Regions from separate parts of the Mus musculus genome. Here regions 1 and 3 are each linked to region 2. The links are chromatin loops, found by intact Hi-C in ENCODE. Cell type or tissue: heart. All regions are shown on one strand. Each heading gives the region's core, and the rest is flanking DNA. Links, peaks and the distances in the headings are about the cores only.

What was found. Peaks named below come from ENCODE experiments on the same cell type or tissue, not always from the same donor. Only the 100,000 strongest peaks of a DNase experiment are listed, where the experiment ranks them.
Region 1: it touches region 2 in a loop (1.9-fold over the local background); 2 of 42 quality-filtered maps call a loop at or near these places.
Region 3: a loop joins it to region 2, with 2.1 times the contacts of the local background. A loop is called at or near these places in 2 of 42 quality-filtered maps.

Annotation. Positions count from the first base shown.
Region 1 is chr3:85,810,868-85,819,143 of GRCm38, reverse strand. No RefSeq gene overlaps it. Among named protein-coding and RNA genes, the nearest start is that of Fam160a1, 69 kb to the right of the region's middle. In heart, for the core only: no CTCF peak of the experiment used is centred there; DNase peaks (open chromatin) are centred at 4,713 and 5,813; H3K27ac peaks cover 545 bases.
Region 2 is chr3:85,884,173-85,892,448 of GRCm38, reverse strand. It overlaps Glt28d2 (glycosyltransferase 28 domain containing 2), which reads left to right and starts at 4,931. Exons shown (of 2, transcript NM_177130.3): 1 at 4,931-5,322. In heart, for the core only: a CTCF peak has its summit at 3,876; DNase peaks (open chromatin) are centred at 3,928, 4,858 and 5,628; H3K4me3 peaks cover 2,187 bases; H3K27ac peaks cover 1,708 bases.
Region 3 is chr3:85,822,864-85,831,139 of GRCm38, reverse strand. No RefSeq gene overlaps it. Among named protein-coding and RNA genes, the nearest start is that of Glt28d2, 61 kb to the left of the region's middle. In heart, for the core only: no CTCF peak of the experiment used is centred there; a DNase peak (open chromatin) is centred at 3,599.

The DNA.
Region 1 (8,276 bases), core at 1,755-6,754, 74 kb after region 2:
TCAGGCATCTCACAAACACCTGTAATTCCAGCTCTAAGAGAGCCAGTGCCCACCTCTGGCGTCTGTGGGCCCTGCATACACATAACTTTCCTTCACATAGACATACTTGTAGATATAACTAATGAAAATAATCTTGAAAATGGAAGAATTTCTTGCTTTCTGCTGCCTAGCAGGGTCTTCTCATTTTTTGGCTAGCATTCACATTTTGAAATAAAAATATACTTTTTACTTACTTAAAAATTTAAAAATATGTATTTTTGACTTTTGATATATGCATATAATACCTTTGATCACAGCATCTCCCTTTTACCATCTTTATACTGCTCCCACTCTTTACGGTGTTTCCTTCCTAACAAGCCCCTAACTACCTTCATGACTTAAAAAAAGTATTAGGGCTGCTTCTGTGAGCGTGCGCATGGGGTTCCTAATTGAACTGTGAACTCAATAGTGGCTATAGCACTGAAGAAAACTGGCTTCCAGTTCTCAGCAGTCATGAATTGCCTATTTCTCCTACTGAGCCTCACGAGCCCTTTATTCATCCACAGTGGAATGTTGATGGACTCAGAGTGTTGTTGTTGCTGCTGTTATTGTTGCAAGTCTTGAATAGGTAACCACAGCTTCTCTGATCTTGAGTGCAGTGGTCATGCCATGTCTAGGAGACAGCAGTTCATAGCACCTCTCTACATCTATATCTGTTTGCATCTTCTTTCAGAATGTTCTCTGAGCCTCGGATGAGGGTTATAGAGATAGATGTCTCATTTAGGGTGAAACACTCAACACTCATCATCAGCTTGTTTACCAGTTATGAGTCTCTGCATTAACCATTGACCACTACAAAAGGGAACATCTCGGACCTATGGATGTTGGAATGGATAATCTTAGTTATCAACTTGTTCTAGAATCTCCTGAGAGAGATACTTCTGGGCTTGCCTGTGGGAATTATTTGCACGAGGTTAATTGAAGTGGAAGACTCATCCACTGTGGGTAGCATCATTCCCTGGCCTGGGAATCTAGACTATAAGAAGAAACAGTGAGCTGAGCACAATCATTGCTTTCTGCTTCTTGACTATGCACGCAGTGTGACCAGTTAGCCTCTTGATACTAGTTGGTCTGTGACTTTCTGGCCATAATAGATTATATCCTGAAACTGTAAGCCAAAATAAAACCCTTTCTTTCTGCCTTAGGTTGCTTTGGCCAGGGTATGTTATCATAGCAACATGAAAAAGTAAGAAAGACAGGTATAAACATAAATATTTGAAGACCATTTGACAACATGTCCATGTAGGAGAACAACAATAGTATGTTCTCCTATACTAAGCCTGTTACCTCCCCAGCCATGGGCTTTTGAGTAGGTTTGCAGAACCAGGGATCATTTTCCTCCCATGGAAAGGGTCCCTAATCCAATTAGAAAGCAGTTGGTTACCTTTATCTACATCATGCCATTATTGCACTAGTGGGCATCTCTTATTGGCAGGTCAGTACTGTAGTTCATAGGATCCTCCACTGGATAAGATTATTGATGTCTTTTTACCTCAGTGCCTGCATAGCATCTTCTGATGCTATGAAAGACAGCCAGCAGGGAGGAAGCTTGCAGCTCAGTTTTAGCTTACTTTCTCAATGTCCTGCCATCACAAGGTGTGGTGTCTACAGCAATGGGGTCTTACTGTCTAGTTCAGGGAGGCCACCAAGAACAATGACAATGTCTCTGAGGCTTCCCCATATGTTTTTATTTTTATGATAAAAAACAAATGTGACCTAAGGACACCTCACCCAGTACACAAATAGAAGGAATGTAGGCTTGTATTTGTAATTTATTATTAGCGATGATGAGGCATTTCCTTCCTTTCTGTAGATTTTTGAGTCTTCTGGTGGTTTCTGGACAGAACCAAATGTTAAAGAAGTCTGCGTTCCTCTGAAAGGTGAAGCAAACAAATACAACCCAACAGTGTGCTACTGAAGAAAGCATTCACAGGTAATGTTTTTCTTACTGCGCTTGTTAGTTTGAGTCTGTTGGGAGTCACCTGGGAGGGGGAACCTCAGCTGAGGAATTGCTTTCATCAAAACAGCCTGGCCCATGGGGCATATTCTTGCTTAATGATTGATGTGGCAGGACCCAGCCCACGGTGAGTAGCACCAGCTGTTGTAGGTGATCCTTCAGTTTAGAAGAAAAACAAGCCATGGAGCGGATCTGTAAGCAGTGCTTTTCTGTGGTCTCTGCTTCAGTTTCTGCCTGTGGGTTCCTGCCTTGGCTTCCCTTAGTTGGTAGACTGTAAGCTGTAAGATGAAATAAAACTTCCTCTCCAAGTGGCTTTTTGGTCATGGTCCTTATCATAGCAACAGGAAGCAAACTAGGATCTTTGTGGGGTTAATATTGGTATGCATCCAGTTATATTTAATAAACTAGTTTTTAAATCAGCTCTACTTGAATATATCTGTATATCCAGGTGAACATTATCACGTTCAAAACAGAATTTTTGAGAATTTATACGCTATTTTCTACTCAAATATTTACAAAACATTTCTTTGGGAATGCCTTCTGCACCCCGCCACCCCATTCTCCCTCCACCCCCCACCTGCCCCATGACATCCTCTTAGGCATCCTGTTTTCTGTGGAGGCATCTGTCAGCACTGTGGCACTGTATTTGAGAAACAAGAGAAATGCTTTTGGCTAAGTAGAAACACTATTTATGTTGACTAAAACCAAAAAGAAGAAATAATATAAGGCAAATAGTTTTCCTTTTTGTTGTTTCTGTGTGTAATTGAAGCCCTAGAAGGGAGTGTGTGGTTAAACAGTGATGATATTGTTAAAAAAAAGTGATTAGGCCATGTCATTTACAGAGAAACATTATTTATTTGTCTTATAAATATTGTTGTTCCTTCTTATTAAGATCAATCAATCTGTCATGGTTACAGAAATGTTACTTTATTAATCAGGTTAAACAAGATGATATCCAAACTCTCTTATGCTGTATACCTCTCAGCCTTTTTAATTTGCCTCTCATAAGTGACTCCCTGCAGGTGTTCTGGAATGTTTCTCAAAACGTTATCAGAGTGCTTGTTAAAATACACATTTTAAGTTTCAAATTACAGGGCTGGTAGTCTAGAGAATGCTTAGCATGGATGAGGTCCTGGGTTCAATCCTTCACACACTTACAGTTCAGATTATTAGATTCCTTCATGATGAGGGATGGGAATCAGCATTTTATCAGTGTCACCAAACATCGACACCTCGTAAAGGACAAAACCAAACTTCTATGTGTATGTGTGCATGTATGTATGCATGCATGCATATGTATATATGTATATATATACATATATATATATATACACACACATATGTGTGTGTGTGTGAGTGCATATACATGTATATATACCTAGACATATCTGCTTAATAGTTATTTACTTGATTTCTGCTTTGAGTGCTGTAATTTATCATGTTATTTTGACAAAGATTGTATTTCTGAATAACTTATAAGGTCAAATTAAAGATATATTTGGATAAGATTGAATAAAACATTTGAACTTTATGGCTACATTAGAAACGGAAATGTTTTTTCCTGGATGTAAATAGGCATATAAATTTCTCATCTAGATGCCACATATTAAGTTGTATTAAGCATCTACTTTCCAAATGGCTTAGTAAATCTAGGGCAGAGACTAACAGGGTGGCAGCGAAGGCCCCTGGAACCCATGCTGTGCCATACTGAGCATCCAGGGCGGCATCTCTCAGTAACATGCTGAGGTTGGGCTGTGCTTATGCTCTGGAAAGACAAGATGTTTTCTTTCTGCTGTCCTGAGATCTTGTGAATGCTTCAAGCCCTTCAAATGAAAGGAAATATTAACATGAAATGAAGCTGCCGCTTTGGTAGGAAACTGTTTTCATGTTATCCCTGCAAGTCTATCTTCTGTTATCCTCTGATGGTTTAAAGTGCTAGTTTCCAGGGTCTAAGTGGACTCAACATCATGACGGTAAAGACTGGGCACCCAGGAATCCTGTCCAAACTCTGGATCCCTCCCCAGCAGTTCACCTGCATAAACATTGTTTGGAACCTGTTCTTGCCTCTTGGATCCAGTAGGCAATTTTTTTTTTGAAAGAATGATTCTTAATAGTGTGTTTTGTTTTTTGTTTGTTTTTGTTTTGTTTTAATGGTTATACTAAGTATTGTACTTTTAGAAATGAAGTGTTTTGTTTTTGATTTTTTTGGTCAAGGTCAGGAGGACATTGGGAGCTACAAAGAGAATATGAGATATAAGAGCAAATATTATAATATATAAGACATAAAGTCTGGTGGGATACCTAGAAGTCAGAGGGACCAGCATATGTTGTAGGAGTAACAGTGACTTGGATAATGAAGGGATCTAACATTCACATGCATGTCTTGGGAGGAAAAGATCACAGACACTGAAGGTGCACAGCAGGAACACAAATGGTAAATTGATCTGAAATGGACTTTAACGCATCCAGACAGCACAGCATAACACACACGGGGTGTCCTGAGGAGGTGCCGTCCGCAGAATTCATCTGTTATGAACTTGGGATGTTCTCAGAACAGTAAGACAAATAGCAGGCAGACAGGGGCAATTACAGATATTCCGAGCTGTTGAGAGAGAATTACATATTTGAATACACTATTTGAGGGTTAAGAGCTGTCTAAATAAGAGAGTAGCAGTAAGAGCGGCCTTGGAATGCAGCCGTGGTGCTAGCATGCTGGGGATGTGAGTCACGCAGAGTGGGTGATGGGAAGGCCTCTGAGGGTTCTCAGGCTCTGTGAGAACCAGTGGGAGGCCACTGCAAAAGATGATTTCCAACAACAATCTGTCTTCAAGAGTTGTTCGGGACTAGAGTTTTCTAAGTAAATAACACTAAAGGATCTTCCAAAATGAGTTATGGTTGGGCAGTCAGGTAGCGACATTAAAAACAAAACAAACAAAACCAAAAACCAAACAAACAAGTAAAAAACTCGAAAACTAAAAGTCTGAAGTTTAAACATTTTTATTTCCACATACCTCTTTATAATCTCTTAGGTTTGAATCTTCTTTTGTGCCTGAAGTGTATTTGTTTGTTTAGCCACCTTTGTCTCTTCATACAGTTTATGAACTTCATAATTTCATTCCCTGTTGTTTGGTTTGTTCCTAGCATTGAAAGTCTCGTCTAAGAGACCTTAATAGTTTAGAACATTTATGTTTGATTATGTGTGCTGTTTACTTTTCTGGGTTTTTGTCTGTTTGTTTTGAGACAGGATTTCACTCACTTGCTCAGGGTAACCTTGAACTCATGGAAGTCCAAGTGCTGGGATTACACGTGTGAGCCACCACACCTGGCACCTGTTTTATTTTCAGCATAGTTTTTGAAATACCTTATCTTTTGGGCATGTGAGTGTTCCTGTCACACTTAGAAAACAACTCTAACATCTCCATGACAGGAGTTTTCTATACAGTGGCCTCGTTTGAGCCCCATCATCCTTACTGGGAACTTGTTAGAGATGTATATTTTGGGGTTAAGTCAGAAGCCCCTAGGGCAGAGTCCAGTTTGTGTTAATGAGCCACCCTGCTGATTCCAGGGCAGGTTGGAGCCTGGCCCTAGACCTATTGATAGCTCTGTGCTGTTGCTGAAGTCACACCTGTTCCTGCCCTTGGTCCCCTGAGCAGGTGGATTAGGGGTTCTCAGCCTTTCAGAGCTTGTTCACATGCTTACCCAAATCACCCCCTTAAACAAAAACACAACACTAAACCCATCAATGAAAACAAAAACAAACACTTCCCCTCAAAGGGCCTTGGGACTCAGTGACCTCTGACCTCATGCTCTGCCAGCAGTTTGGCTGGTTTCAGGTGACCCAGTTATCAGCAGTCCAGTCAGCTCTCCAAAATAGTTCTCATAGCTGTGGTCTAGACTAGGCAGCTATCTATCTTCTCCAGCTCCAGAGCCAAGGCAGTCTAAATGGCTTCTTTGGGCTTGGTAACAGAAACCCAGGGGCCAGAACTTTATTTGCAAACAGCAATTTGGACTCTTTTTCATAAAAGCCAACCGTGTTTGATTTCTTTCCTTGAAAAGTTTGATTTTTTTTTTTCAAATCTACTCAGATTACTCTTTTTTTTTTTTTTTAAGGTTTTCCTGAGGCTTATCCTCCACAGTTTCTCTGTGAAAAGAGTTTTTTAGCTTGTAAACTTAGAAGTTTCCTAAGCATTTGCTCTGGGTAGTTCATACAGATCATTTAAACAGTGGTTCCAGGGAGCCCCACCCCTCACTGCCCAGCTGTGTGGGGTCTCTATGAGGCTTCCTTAGAGTGATGCCTCCTTCATCTCAATAGTACTAACTTTTTTTAAAAAAGTCTTTAAGTGTATTCTTACTGGGATTGGTGTTTGCATGTCTTTCTCTTGTCTTTCACTCTTTTCCCTCTGTCCATCCCTTGACTAGAGGAACTTCCTAAGCTTCGGTCTCTTCTGTAGTTTGAACTGTGGACAGACTCCAGGGCCTCACACATGATAAAAATATATTCCACCACTGACCTACACTCCCAGCCCCCAACATTTTGCCTATGGGAGCCTCCAAGTTCTTTTTCTGTACGCATTTCTTTGTGTCTGCTATATCCTCCTTTGGATGCCACCCCGACACTAGTCTGTATCAAGTTATGTCCCATTCCCACAGCTCGGTCCCTCCTCCCAGGCACCTACTAGCTGATCCAATCTAGAACCAGAGCCATTGTCCTCGCCTGGATCTGTGGCCCTGTCAATCTCTCAACTCAGCAAGAGGCGCCGCCATCTATCAGCCTAGTGTTTCTAACATTTTCTTGGCATCTCCCTTGTTACAAACCAGTGTTTAGAAGCTTTTGGTAACTCTTCTGCAAATCCCAAGATAAATTCTGTTATCTTTGCCATTACTCTGCAGGGCAGGGAACCAACGCACATACAGTCAAGCTGTTTTCCTGAGGCCACAGAGCTATCAGTGGAGGCAGGATTCAAGCCAGACTGTTTCTGCAGAGCACAGGGTGTAACTCCCATGTGCTTCTTTCTTCTCTTATAGGTGTTGTACTAGCTAGGATTCTTATTGCTGTAATGAAACACGATGACCAAAAGCAACCTGGGGAGAAAAGGCTTTACTTGGCTCACACTTCTACATCATAGCTCATCACCGAAGGAAGTCAGGACAGGAACTCAAATAGGACAGAACCTGTAGGTAGGAGCTGATGGAGGCCATGCAGGAGTGCTGCTTACTGACTTACTCCTCATGGCTTGCTCAGCCTGCTTTCTTATAGAACCCAGGACTGGGGCAACCATGCCCGCATTGGACTGGGCCCTCTTCCATCAATCACTAATTAAGAAACTGCCCTAAAGACTTGTCTGCAGCTCAGTCTTATAGAGGCATTTTCTCAGTTGAAGTTCCTCTCAGGTGACTATAGCTTATGTCAACTTGACATAAAACTAGCCAGCACAGGTGACAAGGCTAGAAATCCAGGCTTACTCTTCACCTTCTCATTCCTGCTTGCCTGATTGAACCTTTTGATTTCATCTTCCTTAAACTGTGTGTCCATCTCTGCATTTCATTGTAAGGATTCATAGACTGGTTCTCCATCACCCCTGCCTCTACCACTATAACTAATGACCCTTCCCATTCATACCCCACTCTGGTTTTTAAACATTCAATGTTATTATTCTTCCTAGTGTTAAATGTGATCTGCACACACTTTTTTTTTTTTTTAAACCAGCCCAGTTCTTGTACTGTCAGTTATCCATAAGGCAGACGGCAGACAGCAGACTTTCTCTAGAGGCTACTTCATTGTGAGAAAGCCCTACCAATTCTGGGGCTCCAGATGGTTAAGAACCACACCATAAGGCAGAGAGCTGCAAGAGAGTCAGTAACTCCTTAGTGATACTGGACACTCAGAGGGGTAGGAAATTAAGGAGAAATGATGGGTTTTGATTAGTCTTTGACTATTTTCGTCCTTATTGTAATGAAAATATAATAAAGGAATTCGTTATCTAGTCTAGCTGAGGAAACATAGCCTATACTTTCGTGGGTCCCCAGCAGAAAGCTGCTCCATCCCACCTCTGCCAAGCTGTGTTTCGGCCTCTGTGGTTGACCTTGCCTTCCTGAAGCACACTTTCCCTCTCTTCCCTCTGAGCTTGTCCATCACCTTGGGAAGCCTTCTCGAATCCATTCCATTGACTTCTTCACATTTGGGAGTAGGGTTTTCTGACATGCAGCCAGGCCCCATTCTTTCCATGTCCTAGGGCTTGTTAAATATTGTTTTAGTTGCCTAGTTGTCTCTTTTAGACTT
Region 2 (8,276 bases), core at 1,514-6,513:
CAGATTCATTTCTATTAAAGGACATTAGAAAACAGCCAAATAAATAAAGCAAAAATACCATGTTAACAGATGGGCTGATTTAAATGTAAACTATTTAATTCCTCTAAAATTAATTTACAGATCAGTCTAATTCTAATAAAACTTTGAGAGATTTTTGGAGTGAAACCAATAGAATGAATTGTATCTGGCAAATATTTCAGGGCAATTTTAGAAAGCAAAACAAAGCAGTTGAAGTCTTTAGGTCAAGGGAGCAAAATACAAAGTTAGACAGACCTGTGTACACACGGAGGCTGATGTACAGGGGCTGGATGCCACAAGTCTGTGAAGAAATTATGAATTATTTAGAATTAGATATTGGAAATAAGAAGAAAATATAAGAGATTCATTCCCATTTCCTATAACATAAGTTCTGACTATATTAAACATAAATGTCAAATATGCAAGAAAATATAGAACACCAAGAAAAGAAAATTTCTTTCATAAACACTGGAGGCTAGGCTCTCTGGAAAACAAACTCAAAGGACTTCAGGACAGTTTATCAGATCTTGGAATCCATTCATATGGAGGATTAAAGGAAACAAACTAGGTGGTGGAGTTTTCACAGAGGCTTCAGCTGCTGGGAGGGAAGTGTGGCGCTGGCACAGCCCCTGCAGGGGTTTGGCAGAACTTTCATTATTTGCACTGACTCATGTCTGGAAGCAGGCTACCCTAAGGAGGAGGCAACAACTGATCAGGAGAAATGCTGGACCTGCTGGCTTCATCCTGTTGATAATTGGTAATATGCTGTTCTGAGTGTGGGAGTACTCATATCTCTGTGAGATGCTATTTTTAAACCTTTTGGATACACACCCAGAATGAGAGTGTTGGATCATATAGTACTCTTATTTTTAATATTGTGAAGATCTTCAGCACTGTTTTCCATACAGCAAAACCATCTTACATGCTCACTAACGCTAATAATGAATATGAGGTGGTAGCTCTGTGTGACTGTTATTCCTTTAATCCAGTTTATTTTAAAGATAAAATTAATATCAGGCATGGTGGTCCACTGTAGGTGGAGGTGTTTCCTTAATTGGCTCTTGATTGTGTCAATAAAGATGGTGGAAGCCAAACGTTGGGTAAAGAAGATAAGGTGGGATTTCCGGGTCCCTGGAGGAAGAGGAGGGGGCTAGATAAAGAGGGCTTTTGGCCAGGCTTTGAGGAGAGGAAGACATGTGCAATGTAAAGCCTGGGGGCAACTAGAACCCATGGCAGCTTCCACCACCAGCAGAATTCTAATATAGGATAGCTGATGAGTTTAGGGCAATAGATTCCCCCCAGCAGTCTTGCTATCTGGCTAGTTCTAAAATATTAAGGATGTCTGGTGTTTTCCATCCACTGAGAATCAGGTGGGCAGGTAGCTGATCTTGGAGTATAACATGGGCCGAGGCACTGGGTTTTTTAAAAATTACATGCTACAGCCCACACCTTTGAAACACAGCACTTAGGTAGAGGCAGAGGCAGGTGAATCTCTTGAGTTTAAGGCCAGCATGATCTACATAGTGACAAGCCAGCCAAAGCTATATCATAGAGGGACTTTAAAAAACAATAACAACAACAACAACAACAACCACCACCAAACCAAACTGCCTAATCAACCAAAAAACAAAACAACAACAAAACCAAAAAAACTTCCCCAGAATAAAATGATCTTATAAAAGCAATACATGCTCATTATAGAAAGTTGGGAAAAGGAAGGCAAGTATAAAGAAGAAAATCTCTCACCCTCCTGGTACTTCTAGGTGATCGATGTTAACATTTTAGCCTGGAGCTCTTCAGAGTTTTTTTTTTTTTTTTTTTTCTGACCATATACACCTATGGCTAATGATGAAATTCATCAAAAGGCCTCCTATTTTCTTATGAATATATCCTGTACCAGGTTCTATCTGCCCCCAAGGGAAAGTACCCCAAACAACTTGCATAAGTATATTGTAGATCTAAAGGTACTTAAAAACATAATCCTGAGAGCATGCTATTTGGTAGACTAAATCTGGTTAGGACAAAACTTACTTAGTTCCTATTGGAGAGTTGTTTATGAAATTTTCCCACCAATAATACATATTTACAATGATTTCTTTTGATAAATTTCTAGAAATTGCCTGGAAAACAAAATGTTTAGTGGCTGCTTATTATACTGTCTGAACTGTGTTCAGAAGTGAAAATATATTGTCACAACACAGTGAAATAAATACAATCATTACCTCTTCTCAAAGAGAAAGTTAAAACACAAGACTTGAATTTATTTGATTAGGGTCACAGAAATGGAAAATATAGGCCTGGAACTTGAATGGATAGCCTGGGCTATGATGATTCAAGTACAGGATAGGAAGATGCTAGAAGAGTTTAAGAAAAAGTATACCTTGTCTTACTAGTGAAGTGGAGCCTCACCACTTAATTATTCCCATAGGAATTGAAATCATCAAAAAACAACCCTTTTGCTCTGTTTGTTTGTTAGGACAATTTCTTGGCAGGATGATTATTATTCTAACAGGATGTACAGCGTTTGTTACTGAGCTCAACTCTAGAAGATAATACAAATTTACATTTACTCTATGGATGGCAATGTTTTCCTGTCCTTTTAGTTTCGATTTCAAGGCACCCAGGACAATGCTTCTCTTTGCTGCACTTTAGGGTCCTTAGTCAGAGATGACGGCATTTCTCTACTTCTTCATATGGATGTTAAGGTCGATAATCTAATGAGCTCTTTGAATAAGATTGTGTGAGAGTGTGTCTGGATTTGTTAATTTTTTTTTTTTTTTTTGAGACAGGGTTTCTCTGTGTAGCCCTGGCTGTCCTGGAACTCACTGTAGACCAGGCTGGCCTCGAACACAGAAATCCTCCTGCCTCTGCCTCCCAAGTGCTGGGATTAAAGGCGTGCATCACCACCGCCCAGCAGAATTTGTTAATGGAGGAACATTACTTTCCCTTTTACATTTAACTCAAAATTTCTGGCATTTAAAATGGAACAAATTTAGAAACACAAGGTAAAACTTTATATAACTGCATTTACAAATGGGAGTAAAAGCAGGAAGAGTGAGGAATGTTTGGCTTCTTCAATAAAGAAGTCTAATTTCAGTGTCTTAATATTATGTATATAGTTCAGCCAAAGAGAGTATACAGGAATAACACTGGGAAGGAAAAATCTATTTTGAAAGGCTAACATATTACTAATTGTATTATTTGACCTTTTATTACTGTAACAAAATACTTATGTCAACTTAAAAAGAGGGAAGGTTCATTTTGGTTTACAGTTCATTATCAATTGCCCATTTGCTTTGGCCCTGTGACAGTAAAGCACACCACTGTGGGTGCTCATGACATTTGAGAAAATGCTTATTTTATAATTGTTGAGACTGTTAATGTTTTTGTTCTTCAGCCCCCCAAGAGTGCTTGACAAACAAAAGTTACCCAATGGGTATTTGCTGAGTAAAGGAATGATTTGCCCATATTCCAAAGGCAGAGCAGACCTGTGACCTGCTGTTCGCAAAACCCTGCTCTCTTATTCCGTCCCCCCTACCCCCGATTTATATTCAGGAACCATTTTTTTTTTATCTTCAGGCGGCAAAAGCGAAAGTTGGTGATTCGGGCATGGTGGTGGTGGTGGTGGTGGTGGTGATGTACAGATAGTAGGAGAAAGCATGAAGTTTGTACCATCCAGTTGCTATGGGTGCAAGGAAAATTAGAAAACTAGATCTGCCCGATTTTGGTTATCTCCGGAGGTCATTCATGCAGAACAAAGGAAGACTCTTCCTCAGAAGCAGGATTTGGTGAGGCGCCAGTAGGATGCTGTGGTGGAAAACCTCCACATCCGTTTTCTCAGACTGTGGTGTAGCCCCATCCGCTGGGAGGAGGACTCAATTCAAGTTTCAGCCACACTAACCACAGGGCAATGCAAATAGCAAGAGAGCCGCTAACCAAGATTCAAATTCCTCCTATGGGATTTAAAGTACAGGAAGCAGAGCCTGGACAGACCGTCCAAGCACATAGGGCGTGGAGACTGAAGGGGAGAGCTGGCGTGGCATGCTGTTCTCAGTCCTTAGGCAAAGGTCGCCCCAGGTCGAGGGTTGGGCCCTGGAAGAGGATAATGTACCACACAGTGCCAAAGGGCCACCACCTCCCTGCTGTTCTCCATTCTCCTGAGCTCCGAGTTGCGAACTTTCATCCTTGCTAAGGACTATTCATTTAACAGCCCTTTCTTTTTGGCTGGAGGTAGGGTGGCAGTGGGGACAGTTGCCAGTGAATGAACGACACACACCTATGCAATACCCTCAAGCTCACAAATAAGGTCCGAACGACTAAAATTACCCCTAAGAAACTAAACTGCAAAACTGCAACTCTTTGCTTCCTTGCTGGAACCAAATGGCCTCCTGTTCATTCAGGCGAGTTTTCCAGTCCAGTAAAAGGAGATCACGTTCATCTTTTGCCTCAGATCTACTGGGACTGTCCTGTCATGTTAAAGTTCAAATATCTCAGGAAGACGAGACCAGGCGAAGGGAATCCGCGTGGGGCGATGCGTACGGCTCCGCACTCAAACCTTCTGGAAGTGGGAAATCTAAGACGTCCGCGCGTCGCGGTGTGCAGCTTCCTTTCCTCAGAAAACCCTAGAAACCAGCCGGGCGTGCCTGCCTGTCAGGCGTGACGCGGGAGGAGGGATGAAGTTCGCCAGAGAGGCGAGCCCCCAAGGGCGAGGCGTCCTCCACAACGCTCCAGTTCAAGTTTCGGTGGAAACTTTCTCGCAGAGGCCCCGCCCCCTTCACCTAGGAAACCGGTGCGCGCTGTAGTCGCGCAATTCGAGTCTCCCGAGCACCTGGCGGAGGCGGGTCTGGGCGACAGGGCGGGGCTTACTGGGGGCGGGGTCGGAGGCGGTGGAGGCCCTGGGGGCGGGGCCCCTGAGTCGCTCGGCAGGTTGGGCCCCGCCCCTGCCACCTCCCTGCCTCGGAGGGTGCGGGCTGTGGGGCGGGGACCAGCCCGAGACCTGCGAAGCTCCGTCACCCGCTGACGTGCTGGAGAAAAGTTGTGCCCCGACCTTCTCTAGCTGGGTGATTTGTCCCCGGGTCCTCAGACTGAGTTGAAGCCAGGGCTGGAGGTCACCGCGCCCAGACGCCCGAGGGCAGCTGCCCGGGCGCCTGGAGTTGGGTGTTAGGCCCAGAGGAGCCGGCTCAGTCCTCTGTTGTGCCCTGTGCGCTGGAGGCTCGGTTGTTCTCCCGCACCCGGGACCGTCGCACAAACTTTCTGACTGTCTAGGGGACACTGCGTAGCAGGAGGATCCGCGGCCGCACGCAGGTAAGAAATCTGTGCTTGAAGGCTTGCTTTTATTTTATTTTAGGGTGTTGGAGGAGGAAGAGACTGTCCCGAGAACCTCCTTCCTGCATCCTGCTGGGTGGCAGGAGCAGGTTTTGGAGAGAGGACTGGTAGGACGGCTGGGGAAGTCCAGTGACTACCCGGGACGCTGGGGGCTCCTGCAGGCGACGTTACTCAGGACTGACCCTGGAAGAAGAAGGCCAGCTTGTTTTGACGGAGGAAGATGTCATCAGGCTCTCCACCTCTTTTCTCAGTCCCTTGGGTCGCAGCGCCTGGGTCCCCCAGGAATAATTGGCAGAGACGATGAGATCTAGGTCTGTCTTCCTCTCCAAACCTTTCCTGGCATACACCAGAGTCAGAGGCGGTGCCACTGGGCTTGCAGCACTTTCCTGCTGTGAGGAATTTATTGTTGGGTTACTGTTGCTCAATTTCATAAATTCTCTGATGAAACTGAGTTTGAGTTATGGTTATCAGTGTGTGTATATGTATGTATGTGCGCGTGTGTGTGTGCTTGTTTTCCCTGGTTTCAACAAAGCTCCCTTGTTAACCCCACTCCTGCGAGGTTAGCTAGCTATTGTTTTATTTCAAGCTCGGGTGGGTGAGGTGTTGGGGGTGACAGCTACTGTGTTTGCTTGGAGTTTTGGGACTCCTGTGAGTGGGTGCTGAGAATTAGCCCAGGTTGGCTTTAGCCTCCTGTACTTGACAGATCAGCTGTCAACTATTCTACAGGTATTGCAGCCCTAGCCATCCAGGCGCAGGGGGTACCACATCCCCTCCTTTAAGAGAAAAGAGCTCCAAATGAAGACAGGCTGTTCTCAGGAGGAGGAAGGGGGTGGGGTGGGCGGGGGAGATGGCAGACCAATTGTTGCTTTCTTTAGATGGGGCCTACTACTCTGTGGGCTGCTCTGGGAGGGCCCTGCTATCAAGTTCATCTCATTAGGAAGTCAGCTGCTTTCAGCTAATAGCCATAGCAGCTCTGATGAAATTATATAGGTCATTGAAAAATAATTCCTGCTTAATCACCTTTATCCTGTTGATTAGCAAGGGGAAGATTTCCTGTCCTTAATGTACCTGCCTGACCTCTCTTGTGCACCTGGTGTGAAGATGCACCTGGTGTGAAGCTGCCTGGACCTAATGGACCCCAGCCAATGTCCTCATTTGGATAATGTCAGTGGTCTTGGGAAAGAAACTGGGTGAGAGATTCAGTCCAATATGGTAGACAGGTTGGCTTTATTTCTCAGATAAAGACTGATTTCTTTGAATACCAGCAAATTCTTTCTCATGACACTGATAAGAATTTTATCCATCTTTGCTTTGATACAAGTTAAGTTTGAGGTCTCGTATGCCGTTTGTCTTATAGTCTTAGGAATAAGATTAAATTACATGGGAGGAAAGGCAAGAGAGGCTGGCATTGCTGAGGTGGATCTAGAATGGTTGAGAGTGGTGTAGTCATTTAGGCTCACCTGCCCAGCTAGCTTTTTCTTGTTTCTAACTGCTGGATAGTTCTGTACCTCCTAGGTTTGGTTCAGAGCTCTTTCTGTGAAGTTCTTCCCCTAGCAGGACTCTAAGAGTCAATAGCTATAAACCAAGAAACAAATGCACAAATGTATGCAGCAAGGTGGGGGTGAACAGAGAAGCTGGGGAGTAAAATTGTTAGCTTATGTTACTTTTTTTTTTTTCTACAAGGTTTTAAGGTCAGTGCCTCATGCTTGCTAGGGAAGCACTCTATTCCCCGGTGACATCTTCTGTTGCTTTTAGAGGAGAATTTGATGAAGAATATCCCTCCTGTGTGGAAATATTACAAACTGACCATCTCTGATCTCTTCGTAGAAACTTGAGCTTCATTCTCTGTGCGCTTGTCCACAGGCCTGTCCAAAGGGCAGACCCTCGGGCTCTGGCTTTGACGCTCAGTTTACAGCTACTTCATCTTTATTCTCACTGAATTCCAAGCCATGGTTAGTAGAGGAATGGTGTTGGAAGAGTGAGCAGAACTCCAAGGAACTTGTTTATGGATCTCTTGGATAAAACACTAACAGAGACAAACCTTTCTACAGTGTCACGATTGACAAGTGCTTTCAGGCGGCCATATTTAAGCAGTGTAATGTGAACACCTTCCAGTCAGTACATCGTACGTACCTAGACTACACAGGAGGAAAACAGATGAGGCTCAGAGTTGTAAAGAGAATTGTTTAGGACATACCCAGGTTCTGGGAATAGTAGTGCACTGAGACTTGAATTTAAGATTTTTGACTTATGGGGCAGACTTCGATTTTTTTCCCCTGTTACAATTCATGAAGCTTTTGGATGTTAAAATGGGATTTTACTTTATTTATTTATTAGAAGGTGTGTGTGTGTGTGTATATGTGTTTTGGAAGTCAGAGGACAATGTTAGGTGTTTTTCTTGGTATCCTTCACCTTATTTTTTGAAACAGGATCTTGTAGGAACAGAATTCTGAGGGGATTTCCTGTCTCTACCTCCAGCACTGGGATTGCAGGTTCACTGACACCATCTCTGGCCTTTTTACTTGGTGCTTAGAGCAAGTGCATTGCTGATCAAATTATTTCTCTAGCCCAATATGTGAATTTATCAAAATGTACTTATTTATTTATTTGAGTGTGAGAGAGTGGAAGTGAGGGCCAGAGAACACATTGATGCCCTGGTACGCGTGTGCAAGTCAGAGGGCAGTGCTTGTGGAGTTGATTCTCTCCGCCTGCCTTTACATGGTTCTCAGTGTAGAAACGCAGTTCAGTAGGCTCACTCTTCAAGCTCCCTTAGCCTCTGAGCTGTCTGTGGCCAGCCCCAGATCTTATCCTTACTAACCCCAATGAGAACTCCTATGGAGACGGGACACCGGAGTATGTACACACACACATACCACACACACACACATACACACACATATCACACACACCATACCACACACACACACACACAC
Region 3 (8,276 bases), core at 1,112-6,111, 61 kb after region 2:
CTCCTCCATGGTCCCTGCTTCTGTTCCTCTCTCCAGAGTCCTGCCTTGAGTTCCTGCTCTGATGACCTCTCTCACTGTGACAGGGAGATGAAACAGACCCTTTCTCCCCAAGGTGCTTTAGCTCATAGTGTTCATCACAGCAATAGAAAGCAAAGACGACCTGTGACTCTTGTTTGCTTGTTTTTAAAGATTTATTGTTATTTATTCACATGTATATGTGTCTGTGTGAGTGCATGTTGTATGTGGGCTGGACGTGGGTGTCAGGTCTCCTGAAGCTGGAGTCACAGACAGTTGTAAGCTGCCTGCCACAGATGCTGGGAACCAGACTCTGGTCCTCTCAAAGCTCAGGGAGTTGCTTTTATCCACTGAGCTATCTTTCCAACACTTGGTTTTTGTTTTCAGTTTTGTATTTGTTTTGATAATTTCATACGTGAATTCTGTGTTTACATCTCCCCATTCCCCCTTCTCTCTCTTTCATCTCTCTGGCTCTCCTTTCCTTTACACCCTCTCACGTTCATGACTTCTTTTTTTTATTAAAAAAATTAATTAAAAAATTTTTTTGTAACAGCTTCTTTTCATTATTTTAATGTTTTGCGTGTTAGAGAAGTTGGGATTTGTCAGCCACTTTCAGCCATGAACATCTCCTGCTTCCATGATTGAAAGGCACAAATAGATGTGCTTTGTTGGGATTATAAAATAGCCCAGTCCTCGCTTGATGTGTGTAAGGTACTTTTGAACAGTAGAGTGAGTTTACCAAGCCCGTAAGTTCCTGTAAGTCTGTGGCGTGCATGGCCACAGCAGAGTAGACTCCAAATATCCTCAGATTAGTCTTATATTATCTGTTTCCTTGCCTGTAGTATGATTTACCTCTCTCTCATCCGAGAAGCCCAAGCCAGAGATAGGCTACCCTTAATATCCTTTCCTCCGAGGTTTCCTCACACTTGGATCCTGTCTATTCCTCTCATTGCTAAATCTCTTCCCATTTGCCAATGATAGTAACAATCTCTTTTCCCCTGATGGAGGTAAATGAGGGATGGTCTAAGTGATAGTTATATCTCTAGAACCCTTAGAGGACAACATGATAGTGCTAATCAGCACAGAGAAACTACTTTCCTCTGTGTTTTTCTCCATTTCCTTCCTCGTCCTTCTTCCCAACCCACTATTTCTTCAAGGCCGCATGTAGCTCAGGCTGGCATTGAACTCCTCATGAAGCTAAGTATGACTGTGAACTCCTGCCTCTACCTTCAAAGCGATGGGATTACAGATGTGCACTCCCACAGCTGGTCTATGTGGTATTGGGAATCAAATACAGGGCTTCATAAGCTGAGTTTCAGGAAGGTTTTTCTCAATTGCTTTTTTAAAAATTTAAGACTAGCTTAAAAAAAAAGCAAATGCTGTTTGGATCCCCTACTTCCAAATGCTAAGGTGTTTCTGAATCGGTTTAACTGTCATACCCCTAATTTAATGAATGATATCTTTAAAACATCGCTTTAAAAGTTCTTCTTTGGCCCATTAAGTGTAAAAAAAATCGACTTTAGTTTAATAATCTTATTCCTTTGAAAATTTGAGGTAAGTGTTAGAATATAATTTTCACAGTGAAATTTAAACTTTTAGATCTCAGTTTTCTGTTGTCACTCACGCTGTATGCAGACTTAAAGGACAGACACACCCAGGAGCACCTCTCAGCCATACAGAAAGATCCTTTCCTGCCTCACCATCTTGGTGGGTGAGAAAGTCAAGGAACAGCCACAGAGTGTCTTCAGAGAATAGAAAGTGGCTGGGTGCCCTGGAACCTGCCTCCTCCCGGGTGGGAAAGTCTACATCTGTGACACCAGAAGGGAAAAGGCTAAGGGACACGTGTCTCCCTGGCTTTGACCCAGGTGAGAACCTGAGACGGAAGAGTCAGGCTCTGCAGAGGAGGAGCTTAGTCACATGCCCAGCCCTCAGTTTTGTTATCTGCCATTGCAATTGAAGATTAAGTGGAGCTGATGTAATCTCACAGCTCATAATGCAGCTCGAAAACAGGTTTTCTTTTGGTTGATGCATTTTAAGTAATTGAATATATTTCCCATTAATTTTACTGCCCTCCATTTACCTTTGACTAGGAGCCAGTAAGAAGAAAGTATTAGAAGAGTCTTTTTGTGGTTTTTCCTTTTGAGTGCCAGAAGAAAAACTACTGTAATTTGATAGTGAAACGTTGGAAAATGATATATTTACTGTTTAGAAATACCACAAATGGGCCATACCTTTTTAAATTCATGGGTTCAAACATTCAGCTATGCCTCACTGGCTCAATCTCTGCTCATTATGCTTTATGCCGATGGAATTAAATGTGACATGTTGCCATGTTACATCAGCCGTGCCACTCTAAAATATGAAGTTTGATTAAATTCTGAAAACAAATTATAAAGATACTGTTCAGGATCATTCATGGAAATTTGTGCAATTTTCTTTTTTTTAGGCTAAAGTTGCTTTGAGGAAAGAATGAAAGAGAACCAAAATTAACCAAAGCACCCATGAAGAGGACCCAATTCTAACTTGGCTGTTGAAACCAAAACAAAGTCATCTTTAAATGAGTTAATAGTTAATTAAAAATTAGGTCCAAACTGGGTGTGGTGACACATACCTTAATTCAGCACTTGAGGGGCAGAGGCAGGTGGGTCTCTGTGAGTTCAAGGTCAGCCTGATCTACAAAGTGAGTCCAGGAGATCCAGGGCTTTATCACTCAGGGAAACCCTGTTTTGAAAAACAGACAGACAGACAGACAGATGTACTTTTGGTCCTCAGTGTCAGCACTGGCGTAATGGAGCTCACTAAGCCTTCTGGGAAGCCGGAGTTCTAGTTTGTGTCCCCAACAGTGAACACGTTTCCCAGTCACTTGGTTCTAAAATATTCACTTTTTTCTCTTGGATGTTTGAAGACGTGCATGGATGCTCTCAGCTTTATGTTATTTTTCTTGCTATGAGGATCATGGGTGTTGGGAAGAGAGCCAACTTAACACGATGCCTGTAATTTGCAAGAGGTCTTTGGAATCATCTGCTGATGGGTTTTCCTCACTCGTACATGGCCTGTCTGCCCAGCTCTGCTCTGGCTCAGTCAGTGATGGTTTAGTAGTTCTAAGACTGTACGCCCACTCTCCATGACCTATAATCACGCATCATTTGTTTTAATGGCTAAGGGAAAGAATGCAAAGTTAGTCTAGAGCTGCAGAGGCAGCTTTGCCATTGTGGGATTTCATTTAGCAAGCCTTCTAAGCGTCAGGATCTTATTCGTTCCTTTTCATTGGCACATACAATGAGTACTAAGAGTTTTTTTTGTTTTTTTTTTGTTTTTTTTTTTTTTAAAGTGTTGAGCCTGTTTTTCATGCTGGGGAGGGAGAGCAAGGGACAAGCAGCTAAACTGTGTCCTTGAGGCTGGCTTCATGCTGGGCACAATTTAGTCTTGTGACATATACGTTTTCCACCTGCGAATACATGGGAGGTGGTGACTGGGCTGCAGACAAAATCAGCCAGAGTTAGGGTAGAGTGAAACCTAACCAAAAGGCGTTTGTTGGGGAGCAGACAGGAAAGGCCTCTGGGATGAGGTCACATATGAACAGAACAGAGACACAAAGAGGAATGGTGTAGGGGCATCTGGGGACAGTCAGTCAGGGAACAGTGTGTATGGCAGGTGCAGCTTATTCTCTGAGCCAAGAACAACCTTGACACATACGGAGACAGTTTGGCTGATTGTGGGCAGAGCATGCAGGATAGGAGGACCCGGTCTTGAAGGCTGCTTAGGAAAATGAGTGAGGTAACATTTAAAACATGTACTTTGTATACTTAGAAAGAATAAAGCACCATAGAAAGTGAGGTTTAAGAATGCAAGAATATGTAATACTATAAAGTTTATTAATGACATGACTTATTTATTATAAAAATCTGATTATTTTTATGGTAGAGCCATTTGATAAAATTCATTGTTTATTGTTGATTTTGTTAAAAACAGAAAGACCTCAAGACATAATAGGATAATATCCCAGGAATGTAAGTTATTTTCATTTTAACCCCTAAAGACTTACAAAGAAGTTTGAGAGCATTGCTATTAAATTCAATACCATGTAAGGATAATATAGCATCCTCACCATTTACCAGTAGTGTTTTAAAATCACAAGCCAGTGCCTCTGGACAAGCTGAAAAACAAACAAACAAAACCAAACCAAAACAAATGTTATAAAGGCATAAAACACAGAAAAATATAATTAATTACTACTTTCAAATAATGGGATATAAGATTTTAACACAATCAAGTGAAAAACCAATTACAAAGAATTAGATAAAAACAGTAGCTTGCTGGCAAATGAGGGGTCAACACCCATAGCTTCCAAATATGCTACAATAGCCAGTGAGAAGATTTAAGAAGTAAAACCGTTATCATGAAAAAGAATAAAATAAAGCTGGGCGTGGTAGCGCGTGCCTTTAACCCCAGCACTCGGGAGGCAGAGGCAGGAGGATTTCTGAGTTCGAGGCCAGCCTGGTCTACAGAGTGAGTTCCAGGACAGCCAGAGCAACACAGAGAAACCCTGTCTCGGAGGGAAAAAAAAAGAATAAAATGCTTAAGGATGAGCTTATGTGGACTTGTGAGACCTCCAGGTCCTCCAGGTAATGCTGCTGCCGTGGGAGCCTGTCAGCCTGTGCTCACTGTCTGGAACCCACAGAAAGGTGAAAGGACTCAACAAAGTTGTCTTCTGACCTCTACATATATGCTGTGTCATGTGCAGACACACACACACACACACACACACACACACACACACACAAATTGGAGCATGAACTTACACAGTACATGTGCTGTATATGAAGGCATTAATACACCTGAGAGTTGCATAGAGATGAAAGTTAGAAAGGCTGTCATTTTCCTGGATATGGAGATGCCAGTATTCCTTAAATATCTGTGTGTTTCATGTCAGTTTAATAAAGAATATCATGAAGGTTACTTAGAGCATCCAACAAGCTATTGTCTGCTCACTTGGGGAAGTAAGTACAAATAGCTAGGAATGACGTGAGAGATTAAAGTCTAGCTTTAGGTTAGAGTAACGGAAACTCTGACATTACCACATGCTTTATTTGTCATAGGATAAAGGTGGTATCACAAATCTATGGGAGAAGATGTTTTAATGCATCTGTAGTAGTAAGATAATCAGATTATTATCTGGTGGAAAAGTACCTCAAACATTCAGCCCAAATCCACCTATTTTTTAATAGAAAATTAAAAAATTAACTAGGTTACAGAAGAAGATTGGGAAATTATTTTATAATTTTAGAGTACATATGACCTTTCTCATACAACTGAGAAAGGCGAGAGTTTTGCAACTGCAATTGTAGTTATAAAAACCCAACACAACAGGGTTGGAAAGGTAGCTCAGTGATTAAGAGTAATGGCTCCTCTGCTAGAGGACCCAGGTTTAATTATCAGCACCTACATGTCAGCTCACAACTGTCTGCAGCTTCAGTTCCATGGGATTTAACACCCCATGTAGGCATATATGTAGGCAAAATACCAATGCACATTAAATAAAAACAAGTCATTAAAAAGATTTATTTATTTTTTAAAAAGCAGAACAAAACAGTACAACAAACCCTGAACCAAATCTACACCAGCTATGAATAAAAAAGCTGGAGACAATATTTGCTTTTCATTTCCTATCTGAAGGAGCCAGTTTTTATAGGAAAGAACTCCTATAGCTGTGTTAGAAAATCACAAGAGTCTGGTGGGAAAAATGTACAGAGGGCACAAAATTAGTCTACAGGAAGGGAAACAATAGTGCCTTTAAACATTTGGAGAAATGAGTAACTTTACTCATCCTAGAAGATGTGTGTGTCATAACTTCATTGTGGTTAGATGGACAGTAAATAAAGTTTTGTAAGGTCTAGAGACAGCATGAACTCCAAACAGGAGCATCTCTTTAGTGGGCAGTTTAGTTAGCAAAATTTACAACATGATAAAAAGCCATATTCCTTAGGCTAGGAGTTTCCATTTTAGGAATTTATTCAAGGTACAAGTTGTCCTAGATATATTACACTAATATATTCTGTCAAAAGCTACATAAATACATTTGACATGCATGATGAAACGACTTATATAAGAAGATGCTCCCTGTAGAAGTGTTGATGGTGGTTGAAGATTGGAAAGAGCCATGCGATTCCTAGTAAATCCATTATAGTACAGATGAACATTAGAAAGGCCACAGTCACAAAACGCCACTCAACATTTCTAGGTAGCGACTTGTAAGACAGCCAGGACTACACAGAGAAACCCTGTCTCAAAAAAAAAAAAAAAAAAAAAAAAAAAAAACCAACAAAAAAAACAACAACAACAACAAAAAAAAACGTATTGTCAGTATATGCTGCTTGGGAAAAATGTGAGGTACAAAGCATTGTGTCTAGTATGTTTATTTGTGTAAAAGTATACGTGCGGAATTTGTTTGTTGGAGACAAAGTCTCACTGTGGAGCTGGACTAGCCATGAAGCTGGGTTAAGGTGTGTGCCAACATACGTGGACTTGGCCAAAATGTTTTATTTACATATAAAGCCAGTGACAGCTTCTGGGGAGAATAATTTTGCTAGCTGAAGACAGTCATATTCTCCTTAGGGGAAAAAGGTGGTTAGTTTTCATTTTACCCACAAGGCTCCTTTGCCTCACAAGTAGAAGAGGAGGGCTGTTTGACTATAAGTATTGTGTAATGGAACTCACACTCAGGTGATTCATCCAGGAATACATTTCCTGAAGTGTGTTTCCTGGTAACTGACAATACAAGTTCTGCAAATGAAAACCTCCTGAAAGCATCGGAACTCTGGATTGAACAAAATTAAGCTTTTTCTCCTGCACCTTACAGGAAGCATATACAGAATACAGCACTTCCAAAATTCATTTGATCATACATTTTAAACAGTAACTTAAAAGAAAATTTATATGTATGGGGGTTTTGGCTGCATGTATATCTATGCACTATGTGCCTACTGGGTGCTCAAGGAGGCCAAAAGAAGGCATCAGATCCCTGGAACCAGAATTACAGACAGTTGTAAGTGGCCTTGCCCACATGGGAATGGGACCCAGGTTCTCAGCCAGTGCTCCTAACTGCAGAGCCACCTCTCCAGCCCTAAATAGTAACTTTTGAAAAGGAACATGAAGAGCTGTCATATTGGAAATATTACTTTAATTCTTGAATTTTACTTTGTTTTTATTTTTAAATCAATCAGTATGTTTGTACTGGTTACAGTTTTTGTAAAGTTAACACAAGCTGGGGTCATCTAGGAAGAGGGGCTCCAACTGAGAAAATGCCCCTATCAGACTGGTAAGTAGACAAGTCTGTGGGGCCATTTTCTTGCTCAGTGACTGATGTGGTGCCATCCCTGGGCAGGTAGTTGTAGGTGTTATACAAAAGCTAGCTTTATGAGCTATTGAGAGCAAGCCAGTATGTAGTGTTTCTCTGTAGTCTCTGCTTCAGTTCCTGCCTTTGGGTTCCTACCTTGCCTGAGTTCCTGTTTTGGCTTCCTTCAGTGGTAGACTATCATGGGGACATGTAAGCCAAAGAAACTCTTTTCTTCCCAAGTTGCTTTGGTCATGATTTTTTTTTCACAGTAATAGGAAGCAAACCAGGAGAATGCTTTCTATTCTAATAATCACCAATGAAACATAAACTATTTTGAATGAATAAGTGACACACAGAGTTCTGTTTACTCTGTAGAAACATCATTTAATAAATGACTTAAAAATCAGTACTCTTGATTTATTATTTCTGGTATAATATTTTTATTGATTATTTGGACATTTCACCTACTGCACCCCTATCACATTCACTTCCCAGACCACCCAGGTGATGCTCCCACCCTTGTGACCTCCCCCAAAGCAGAAGAGGAAGAAAAGAAAAAAACTACCAAATCTAATACTCACTGGAGCATGGTCAAACTCCCAGTGGCCAGCCCCTTAAAGAAAACTGAGTCCTTTCCCACCCCTATCCCAACCAGAAGCCATCAGTTGTGAAGAGCTACACTTCAACATCTCCATCCCAGTTTTTCAGAGCGCTCTTCAATGGTTTCCTGTCTAGACTGTTTCTTTTTGTGTGTATGGGGTGTTGCGGGAGAGAGGTTGGCACAGAAGCCTTCTGTGTGTCTCAACTGTGAGTCTGAAGTCATTGATGCCATTGTAAAAGAAACTTGCTTGCCCTTTATAGTCAGCAGCAGCACAGAGGGGGACTTACACATGGTTTTGTTGACAGCATGAGCCATAGACATCGG